Linked DNA regions of Mus musculus: region 2 is linked to region 1. A link is a loop called in an ENCODE intact Hi-C map of the cell type or tissue named here. Cell type or tissue: left cerebral cortex. All regions are shown on one strand. Each heading gives the region's core, and the rest is flanking DNA. Links, peaks and the distances in the headings are about the cores only.

Evidence for each region. Hi-C counts contacts between places; a loop is a spot of excess contacts. Peaks named below come from ENCODE experiments on the same cell type or tissue, not always from the same donor. Only the 100,000 strongest peaks of a DNase experiment are listed, where the experiment ranks them.
Region 2: a loop joins it to region 1, with 2.0 times the contacts of the local background. A loop is called at or near these places in 1 of 42 quality-filtered maps.

Annotation. Positions count from the first base shown.
Region 1 is chr1:83,525,821-83,531,211 of GRCm38, reverse strand. No RefSeq gene overlaps it. Among named protein-coding and RNA genes, the nearest start is that of Sphkap, 120 kb to the right of the region's middle. In left cerebral cortex, for the core only: no CTCF peak of the experiment used is centred there; DNase peaks (open chromatin) are centred at 2,635 and 3,226; H3K27ac peaks cover 922 bases.
Region 2 is chr1:83,678,870-83,684,260 of GRCm38, reverse strand. No RefSeq gene overlaps it. Among named protein-coding and RNA genes, the nearest start is that of Sphkap, 270 kb to the right of the region's middle. In left cerebral cortex, for the core only: no CTCF peak of the experiment used is centred there; a DNase peak (open chromatin) is centred at 2,300.

The sequences.
Region 1 (5,391 bases), core at 210-5,209:
GGCCCCAGGGACAGTAGAGAGGAAGAGCTGGTCCTGCCCCTCACCCACTGCAGCACTGGGGAGAATGAGCCCTGTACCTCACCTAGGCAACACAATGGACCTGGTCCTGGTAGTGAGATATGGCTGAGCTGGCCCTGTGGGTGTGAGAGCAGGAGAGCTGGCCCTGCTCCTTGCTGGCTGCAGCACTGGGTGAGTGAGCTAAGACAGTACTGAGAGTTTGCCCCAGTAGTGTGGGTGTGGAAGAGTCAGTGAACTGACCAACTCAACAACCACATAGGCCCAGAGCCAGGGCCTTGATTTAGCCCACCAAACCATATCTATGAACTGTTACAGTGCATGAAGTGGTTGGTTCTGAAGATCCAGTGGTATAGGATTTCTATGACACAGGGCAAAAACATCATATCTCAGAGGAGTCACGGTGAGGATCATAGGGTAGCAGAAGGCAGAGACCTAGAACCAGACTAATGACTCACTTGCAATGAGCATTTGCAAGTAAAGATCTGTGCACAAAGTGGTATACTGGGATATACTGTAAAAACAGCACAGCTTCCATGGCAAGGTGTTTTGTTTTGTTTTGTCTTAATTACTTTTTAAGTATTACTTTCTATTTTCTTTGGTGGGAAGGATGCCTGGGCAAAAAGCAGACAACAAAAGGATAGGAAGATGAGTACATGATACAAAATTCACAGAGAAATTCAATAAAAAGTTATAGAAATAAAAACTAACCCCACAAATTACTAAAAATGGAATCAGATAGATAGCTTATAGATAGATAGGTAGATAGATAGATAGATAGATAGATAGATAGATAGATAGACTCAACTCTATGGAATTATCTCAAAAACAAAATGAGGAGTAAAGAAAACAATGGGGTCATACAGCTCACTAAATGTCAGGAGGTTGAGCTGGTAGGGGCATGGAGCCTCCACTCCTACATTATAGTCTCTTCGGTCCAAGAAGGTATTCTGCAAGCTACAGAAAGAGAAACCTGGACACCAACCCAGGCACAAAAATCCTACACTTACAATCTGTTCTGCCTGCAAGATGTTCTATGACAATAGTGGCAAAGAACTTATGGGAATGGACAACCAACGTTTGTTTTAACTTGAGTCCTACATCATGAGAGGCAGTTCTATAGTGCCTGGATGGCCACAAACCAGAGAAAGGTTAGCCCAGAATGCTAGGGTAGAAACAAACATTTCTGGGGGGAAAATCAATGAAATGATTCCTAATAATATTCTGCTATAATAATAGATTGGTGCCTTGTTCAGAAGTCATTAGAGAGGCATCTTCCAGCAGCAGATGGGAGTGGCTACAGAGACTCAGAGCTAGACATTATGCAAAGAGGGAGTATACAATTAGACATCTCCACTTTGTCCCTCTCCTCAGAGATCAGGGAACCCCATGGAAGGAGAAGAAAAATTGTAGGAGTCAAAGGGGGTAGAGACACAAGAATAACATCAGCTAAGCCAGGTCTCACATGGGCTCATAGAGAGCACTAGGGCAGCAAGTACTAGGTCTGCATGGGTGTGTACCAAGTCCTCTGCCTATAAGTTACAGCTGTTAAGATGGTATTTTTTATGGAACTTAGAACAGTGGAAATGGGTATCTCTGACTCTTTGCTGGCTCTTGGGGCTCTTTTCATCCAATTAGGTTGCCTTGTCTAGCCTAGATAGGGAGAGGAGATTTACTTTATCTTATTTTATCTTGGCTTGACCTGTTTAACTGTCGTCTCTTGGAGACTTGCTCTTTTCTGAAGAGCGAACTGGGGAGGGGTAGATCTGGGTAAAAAAGGAGGGGGAGGGAAAACAAGGAGAAATAGAGAGAGGGAAAACTGGGGTTGGAATATATTGTATGAGAGAAGAATCTATTTTCGATTTTTTAAAAAAGAAAAGTTAAATGATCTTAAAGTATATAATCCAAGCAGAATTCTACTTACAACCACAGTTATGTGTCACAAGTACCTTCAAGAGTGTCTTTGATTAATATTTATCAACTTAAGTTGGATCCTCTTAGGACTTCAATTGCCTCAAGCCCAATCTTGTAAACAAAACATACACGATATTTAAAGGAAGAGATTGTATCTCTTCATGAACACATGGACGATGAAATTCAAATTCTCATACTATCCCCAAGTCACTTTCAAATTTAGTACAATTACAGTACACCTTTCAACAAGATGTCACAGACTTACACTCAAACACAGAGTTTATTCTGGAAATATAAAGTGAATATGTAGGGTTTGTATGAGGACAAATTTATTGAACTATTTTAAATACCTAATAAACACATTTTCCCTAAGTCCAGCACAGAGGTACTAATACCAAGTGGTCTGGAGTTCTGCCTAAGTATTAAACAAACATAGTCATTTCCAATGTTTAATGCCATCATTTAACAAGATGTTTGTCATCTTAACAGATCTATTGTGTTTAAGAGCAATGTGTTTTCAACAAAGAAGTGAGGGTGTTTTGGGTGTTTTGGGTGATTCTTGTGGTCATATCATTCCTTGTTCCTACAGTGCTATGAAAACCTAAGATCCAGTATGAGTCCTTCACTGGGATGTTGTCCTGAGACTTACCTTCTTATTTGGTTTCCAACTTGTTTGATTCTTTTGTCAAAATGTTATGAACAAAGGACTGCAAAATCCCAGTCAGGTCAGTGAAAACTGCCACCAAAGGGGAGAGGCTGTGAGCAAATCCCTGCTAACAATAAGCCAACAAGATGGTGGGTGATACAGAAGCAAGCTATAGGCACAAATGCACACAGCCCACTTTAAGCAATGCACACCACAGAGCATGGGCCAGCAGCTTATTGCCTCAGAGGAGATGTTTATATGAGAAGTCATATAAATCTATGCACATGTAGACAGTAGAAAATCTACGCACATGTCTGCACTGGCTGGTTGTGTGTCTCAACTTGACACAGCTGGAGTTATCACAGAGAAAGGAGCTTCAGTTGGGGAAAGGCCCCCACGAGATCCAACTATAAGGCATTTTCTCAATTAGTGACCAAGACATAATTTCATGAGTACACCAACTAGAACAAATAAAGCCAACATGTCAGTCAAAGATGAGAATATGAACACCCAGTAATGGCTTCTTGAATTTAGCCTCTTCCAAAGTTCTGACTTTTATCCTTCTTACACATGGAACTCACTACTGCTCAGGCTTTCCTTAGTTTGCCCAACATATGGATTAAAAGCTAAAATAGCAGCTTATTTTCTGCTGCTTCTATGTTAGAAAGTCTCAGTAGGTGTTAGGATCTGCATTTGCATTTTCTTCACTAACAATCTGAGATTATTTTCCACCCTTCTCTGCTGGCAGACAAATGCATTGTGATAAAATATTCCTGATTATTAACGACCTCTGTGTTCCAAGTTGGCACAACTGAAGGCTGTTTTCTATTCCACGCATCTCAGACATATGGAGAAGGGACTGCCTGACCGTGGACAGTAGAAAATCTACGCACATGTCTGCACTGGCTGGTTGTGTGTCTCAACTTGACACAGCTGGAGTTATATCAGAGAAAGGAGCTTCAGTTGGGGAAAGGCCCCCACGAGATCCAACTATAAGGCATTTTCTCAATTAGTGACCAAGGCGGGAGGTCCCCTTGTGGGTGGTGCTATCTCTGGGCTGGTAGTCTTGGGTTCTATAAGAAAGCAAGCTGAGCAAGCCAGTGGAAGCAAGCCAGTAAGAAACATCCCTCCATGGCCTCTGCATCAGCTCCTGCTTCCTGACCTGCTTGAGTTCCAGTTCTGACATCCATTGGTGATCAACAGCAATGGAAAGTATAAGCTGAATAAACCCTTTCCTCCCCCAACTGCTTCTTGGTCATGATGTTTGTGCAGAAATAGAAACCCTGACTAAAATACATGTCCATTTGTGTATCATGACAAATATTACTTGAGGTGTGCATTCTGACCATGCACAAAAGCTTCAACACTGTCAGGTCTGTCTCTTAGAATGAAATTCCAGGAAATAGACTCTAGGACAAGAACTGTATGAAGCCTCTTAAAGAAGAATTTGCAGTTGCTTTCAAATGCTACATGCAGAAGCTGATACGCCTTGTTACTGAAAGTAGGATATTAACCAGCTCTGTGAAGATCTGTGGAAATAGAACAGAATGCAGTGCTATCTAAAATCATGGAAATATGATTGGACCTTTGTATCTCTTCATCTATTCCTTGGAGAAACTGATGAAAATCTCTTCATGAGAGATTCAATTCCTAATGAGACACAAATCTCTAGTCATCTATGAGGTTTCCAGATCCTAATATCAGAAGGAACTGTAATACGGCAGCCCTAAAGATGAGATCTCACATCCCATACAAGCCTCCAGAAAAGTTAAATTCCATGTATATACTTAGGTTCTGTCTGGTGAGCTCATCAGTCACACAAGACTCAACGACCACGGCAGAAAGTTTGACACCACACAACTGGTTTCAGTGGTCAGAGGAATTCTTCACATGGTAGATTTTATGTATATTGGTTACAGCAAATATATATATATATATGAGAGATAAAACTGAAACTCTCAAATTCTTCTAAATGAAGATGTTACGATATTGCATTTATTTTACTTTAGGTACTCTAAACACAACTCTGTTGAAGAAAACAAATCAAATTAACCAACCACATTTAGGCCTGTTATGGCCTGAAGAAAGGGAGGGAGGGGAAAGGGAGTGAGAGGCTAGAGAGTATAGAATGGAAGAAAGGTGGGGGGGGAATACGTGTTTTACATAGCAAAAAGTAAATTAATTAATTAAAATCCATTACGAGTAAGCCTGTCATTTAGAGCCTGTAAAAGAACTCTGTTGAAAATGAAATGTTACAAGATAGTTTTCCTAGTTTGTATTCTCTCTGTGTGATTTACCACTGACAAAAATTGGCTTGTAGAGGAATGGATTCATTTTATTTAGGTTTCTACATTACAATCTGTCACCATAGGAAGCCAGCACAGGAACTTCAGGCAGGAAGTCAAGACAGGAACTGAAGAAGAGACCACAGAGGAATGCTTTTACTGCCTTTCTCTTCGTGACTTGCCTATCCACCTTCCTGATCCAACCCAGGATGGCACCAGGCATAGTGAGCTGGGCTACCTTTCTGATACAACCTAGAACCATCTGCCAAGGGATGGCACTACTCATAGTGAACTGGGCCCTTCTGCATCAATTAGCAATCAACAAAACAAAAAGTTCTGCAGACATGCCCACAGGACAATCTGATGAAGACAACTCCTTGACCCTTGACTGAGGTTCCCTCTTCCCAGATTTGTCTAAGTTTATACCATAAATTAAAAAAAAATAACCAGAACAGTAAAAATATAAATAAAAGAAGTATAATTAAAATTATGTTATTTAGACTCTAAAAATTAACTGAATTTTGAAGACAA
Region 2 (5,391 bases), core at 221-5,220, 150 kb before region 1:
ATTATGGAGAGCCACAAATTTAAATGTAGATATCATCCATAAGCAGCTTCATAGAACACATCCAGAATAATGTTGACCAAATGGTTGATACCATTGACCCAACCATCATGACACATCAATGAATGTTAGAAGCTGAACTGTCACAATGATATTTATATTTTTCTTAGTGGATAAATTTCCTGGGGTCATTATACTGTAAGAATACAGAGAACAGCTTATCTTACACATTTTAGAAGGAATTCTTCGATTCAGCATGTCCATTGGCAATGTATTTTTAACCAATTATCTTGCTCTATCCTGACAATTGCATTGAGGTCTGTCATTGTTAAATGGATGAACATAACTTTAAATCCAGGTCTACAAGTATCAACTAGACAATCAAAAATGTCCTAAAATTTTACTTCCTTGGGTGTTTGCTTGTGACTGGGTTTTAATCACAGACCACTGCAACATCAAATGTGTGAATTCTTCTTTCTTCACACCAATCAACTCAATGTCAAGTGTGTGTTCTATAATTCAATTAAAATTTGACACTATCTGGATGGTGTTGACATAAGATTTTGCAACTTATCAACTCAGTTCACCAGACTACCAGCATTAGAAATGCAATTGAAAATCCAGGGCTTTGTGTGTGTGTGCATGCATGTTTGCATGCATGTGCATGTGTGTGTGTTTGTGGGCCAAAAGTCAATGTTAAGAGCCTCCTATTCCCCGTACTCCTGACTGATGAGATTTACAGATACCTGCTGCTATACCCAGCTTTTTATGTGAGTGCTGTGAATCTGAACTCATTTCTCAGGGCTTTTGTGATAACTACCTCTTCAGAGTTGATAGTTCTACAAGATAACTCACAAAATTCAGAGAAATGGGGGTCTTACAATTATTTGCTTCTTATAAAGGTTGCGACTCTGATTCAATCAAATGCATGCGACATATAGAGCAATACAGGTGAAATATATAGCAATATAGGTGCATATAGGTGATAAAGCATGGGGCTTCCATGCTCTGTTAGTGAGCTACTCTGCAGAACTTGATGCGTTCACTACCAAAGAAGATCCCTGAAACCAACTGTTAGTCCTTAAAGTTTCCTAGCATGTGCAGGACTGATCACATCACTAGGTGTTGCTTAGTGATTCTATCTCTAGGCTCCAGTCACTTTTCTCTCTCTGAAGGTCAGGGATGGAGCTCAAAGTTTCCACCCTTTAATAGATTGTGCCTAAGTCTTCTCATGATAAGGCTCCTTCCAATAACTGTCTAAGGGCCCTGGCTGTAGTCACCCTCGTGACTCCAGAAAGCTCAAATTTCTTAAAACTTGTGTTACATGACTTGCAACTAGGGATGAATATTATTGACAAAAGGGTTATCCTGTATTACCTGTTACTCAAGAGATTACAAGGAGCTTGGAACTCCTTAGCCAGAAGTTGTGTCCAGAGATTTCACCATGGCTGAATTCTCATGAAAGGGTCATTTCAGTTATTTGCATGGGTTTTTGCTAAACTTATCCCAAGGATATTGGTCTTATCCACTCAAGACATCTTTGACTGCTGGGGAGAGAGTGAGTTTTATTCAGGGATGTGGGCTACACAAGCTCCAGTAAATGGTGCCATACCCGCACATATGTAGGAAACATTAAATGAACTTGGTAAGTACTGAGATGTGGGTCCAGGAGATCACATGAAGCTTGGAGGAAAACTCGAAGTGGGGGCATAAAGGAAGAATTGGAAAGAAGAAAGGGGGGTTGGAATTGATCTAAACATATTATATTCAATCACAAGTATTAAATAAATATTAAAGAAAAATTAAAGTGTGATAAAACAGGGTATAAAAGGGATGTATTTTTTAAAACAATATGATATTCAATTAGCATATCCCCGAAGACTTCCTACTCCAATCAGTATCTGGGATTTTTCTCACAGATTTGGACAGAGAAGCAAATGTTCTTGTAGGGTAGTTTTGTAGCAAGATGCTTTCCTTAATGGGTGCCAATCACAGAAGGAAACAGTTAAATGATCTGAAAGTGAAAACATAAAAGTATCCAGCAAAATAATTGTTTCTGTATTAATTTATCAGTTACTGGCCATGTTACTAGTTCCTGCTGTTCTTAACTTACTGTCTTTACCTATTTGTTTGCATTTTGTATGTGTGCATTACTCATATGTATCTGTTGCAGGTGTGAATGCCTGCGTGCACATACAGAGGCTAGAGGAAGATATAGAGTGCCTTCTTCCATCAGTCTCCCTCATTCCTTTTAGACTAGGTCTCTCACTGAATTTGAACTAGATTGGCAGCTTTCAAGACTCAGAGTCATATTTTTGGTTGTGAGCCTAGCCTTTAACGGCTGAGTCATCTCTCCAGCCCAAGAAAGTAATCAAGGAGCTAAAGGGATCTGCAACCCTATAGGTGGAACAACAATATGAACTACCTAGTACCCCCAGAGCTCGTGTCTCTAGCTGCATATGTATCAGAAGATGGCCTAGTCGGCCATCAGAGGAAAGAGAGGCCCATTGGTCGTGCAAACTTTATCTGCCTCAGTACAGGGGAACGCCAGGGCTAAGAAGTGGGAGTGGGTGGGTGGGGGAGTGGGTTGGGGGGCGTGTGGGGGACTTTTGGGATAGCATTGGAAATGTAAATGAAATAAATACCTAATTAAAAAAAAACAAAATTAAAAAAAAAAAGACTCAGAGTCCTGCTGTCTCTCTTCTCCCCGACCCTCACACTACAGTTTTGTGGATGCTCAGACTGCACACTGGTGCTAAGGATAAGTACCAACGGCTCTCATCCACTGAGCCACCTCCACAGACCTTTATTTTTAAAATGAAATCACTCAACAGGATTTGGCATGTCTTAAGAGGCATAGCATATTTTTTTTAAAACTATGTAATGTTATTTTAAAATGTGTTTCTTATTTTTAATTCATTATGGCTAATTTAAAAAAATCATTCCATTAAGATAGAGGGGTAGTTTAGTGCTAGAGGTACAATACTCGCTAAGAAAACTGTTTATTCATCTGGTCATTCTAAGTCTTACCCATAACTTCCATCTATTGTTATGATTATTATTTAAGATAATAGATCTATATATGTATACATACATACATATATTCTTTGAAAAACTGATATCTCAAAGTGTACATTTTTTATTAATCATTGTAAAAATGTAGGAACTTCAATAATTTCTAAACATTTTGTAAAAACAGAATACATGTTTTCCTTCCAATGTTGTCTGAGCTTGAGCTCATCTTACTAATATGCATGGAAATAACAATTAGTTTCGATGAGGCAGAAGACTTCATTGCTGAAACTGTTCTCATTTGCATGCTAGGTCTCTTCATTTCATAAGCTATTTTAAATTGAGAACACATAATAATAATATGTTAAAATTTAAATAATGAATTATTCAAATGCATGTGGCTGCTTTTTTTGAATAATTTTATTCTTTATTCTCACCCCTTAAAACAAGACACTGATTAAAAACTTACAACTATCTGTAGTCTGATTACAAAAGAATAAACACTCCCCAGTAATTGGCATCAAACAGGCCAAGACCAGACACCTGAATCTCTGTTTCCTCCAGAGGTTATTTTCCATCATTGTCACCAAGAACTGTCGCCTAATAAATGCACACAATGGGAGACTTGGGAATCATCAGAGCATGAAGAAGTATTTTCATAGCTGCAGAAATAGAATTAATTGTGGCTCCAATATATTCTATTGAAGAAAAGGCCCATAGAGATATTCCTCAGCCAATCCTTCATAGTAGGAACATTTGCAGCATTTCCTTATTTCCTCACCATTCTTACACACTGGAACTCTTTCTCCTCATACTATCTTGAAATCTGGATGTTTATCTTGCATTATTTCCAAGGTAGAATTTTTAACCTTTGAATATGTCTATTAATAGTATCATTTAACTAATATTTAGAGTTTTGCTAGTAGCAATCTACTCAATCTATTCAGGAGCTAGTTAAACATGTAGATTCTCAGACTCTACCTCCATATATTGAACTGGAATTTCTCCTTAATGGATTCCCAGGGGAGTCACATGCACAATGAGAATTGAGAAACACTGTATGAGACCTTGACATTGATGGTCCATTAGATAATGACTCATAAGGTCAAGAGCATTTGTAAACTGTGTGGGGTCAAGTACAAGACATTGAGGGCTCAGGTTGATGAGGAAAAATGAAGAGCTCAAGCCTCCTCAGTTGATGATGTCCTCCCAAAGGAAACAGATGCTCATTTTTCTACTTATATGTTTTGGAACACTGCTATAATACGGGCAGTGCCAGACATTGTCCCCAGGCCTTGAGATACTTCAGTTCTCCTGCAGTCACTTATAATTTGGCTGATCATCTCCTAACAGGTGGATACATTACTTGAAGACACTGTTTATAAAAATTCTCCAGCTGACTGTTTTATTCAGAGTAGACACCAATTCATACCCACTGAAAGGCAGAAAAGACAAGCTTAGGAAGGCTGGAAGCCTGAGAGGCAGGAAGGGAAAGGTTGTAGATAGAGAACTTTATAAAACTGCCGGTCAAGATAACTCTTTTTTTTTCTTTTTTTTTTTTTCTAGTTGGGAAGGTCTTTATAGGGTTATTCCACACAAACAGCAACAAAATTATAATTTTAAAAATTTAAAAATACAATTTTAAAATTTAAAGTAGTTCTGACATTGATTTCTGAGACGGAAGAAGCACTGTCAAACATGAATTACAACTTAATGACTTCATCTGTGTACGTTTACCTATGGAGAGCCATCTTATTTTTATAAATGTTCACTAGACATACGATCTGGGAAGATGGTTCTCACGTTCAGAACATCCCAATTAACTTCATCAGAGAAATTTGAAGATATTTGTTATCAGTGTGCATAGTGGCCCCTTAGTAAGTCAATGGGAGTTGTCTTACTCTTTTTTTTTTCCATTTTTTATTAGGTATTTAGCTCAATTACATTTCCAATGCTATACCAAAAGTTCCCCATATCCACCCACCCCCACTCCCCTGCCCACCCACTCCCCCTTTTTGGCCCTGGTGTTCCCCTGTACTGGGGCATATAAAGTTTGCAAGTCCAATGGGCCTCTCTTTCCAGTGATGGCCGACTAGGCCATCTTTTGATATATATGCAGCTAGAGTCAAGAGCTCCGGGGTACTGGTTAGTTCATAATGTTGTTCCACCTATAGGGTTGCAGATCCCTTTAGCTCCTTGGCTACTTTCTCTAGCTCCTCCATTGGGAGCCCTGTGATCCATCCATTAGCTGACTGTGAGCATCCACTTCTGTGTTTGCTAGGCCCCGGCATAGTCTCACAAGAGACAGCTACATCTGGGTCCTTTCGATAAAATCTTGCTAGTGTATGCAATGGTGTCAGCCTTTGGATGCTGATTATGGGG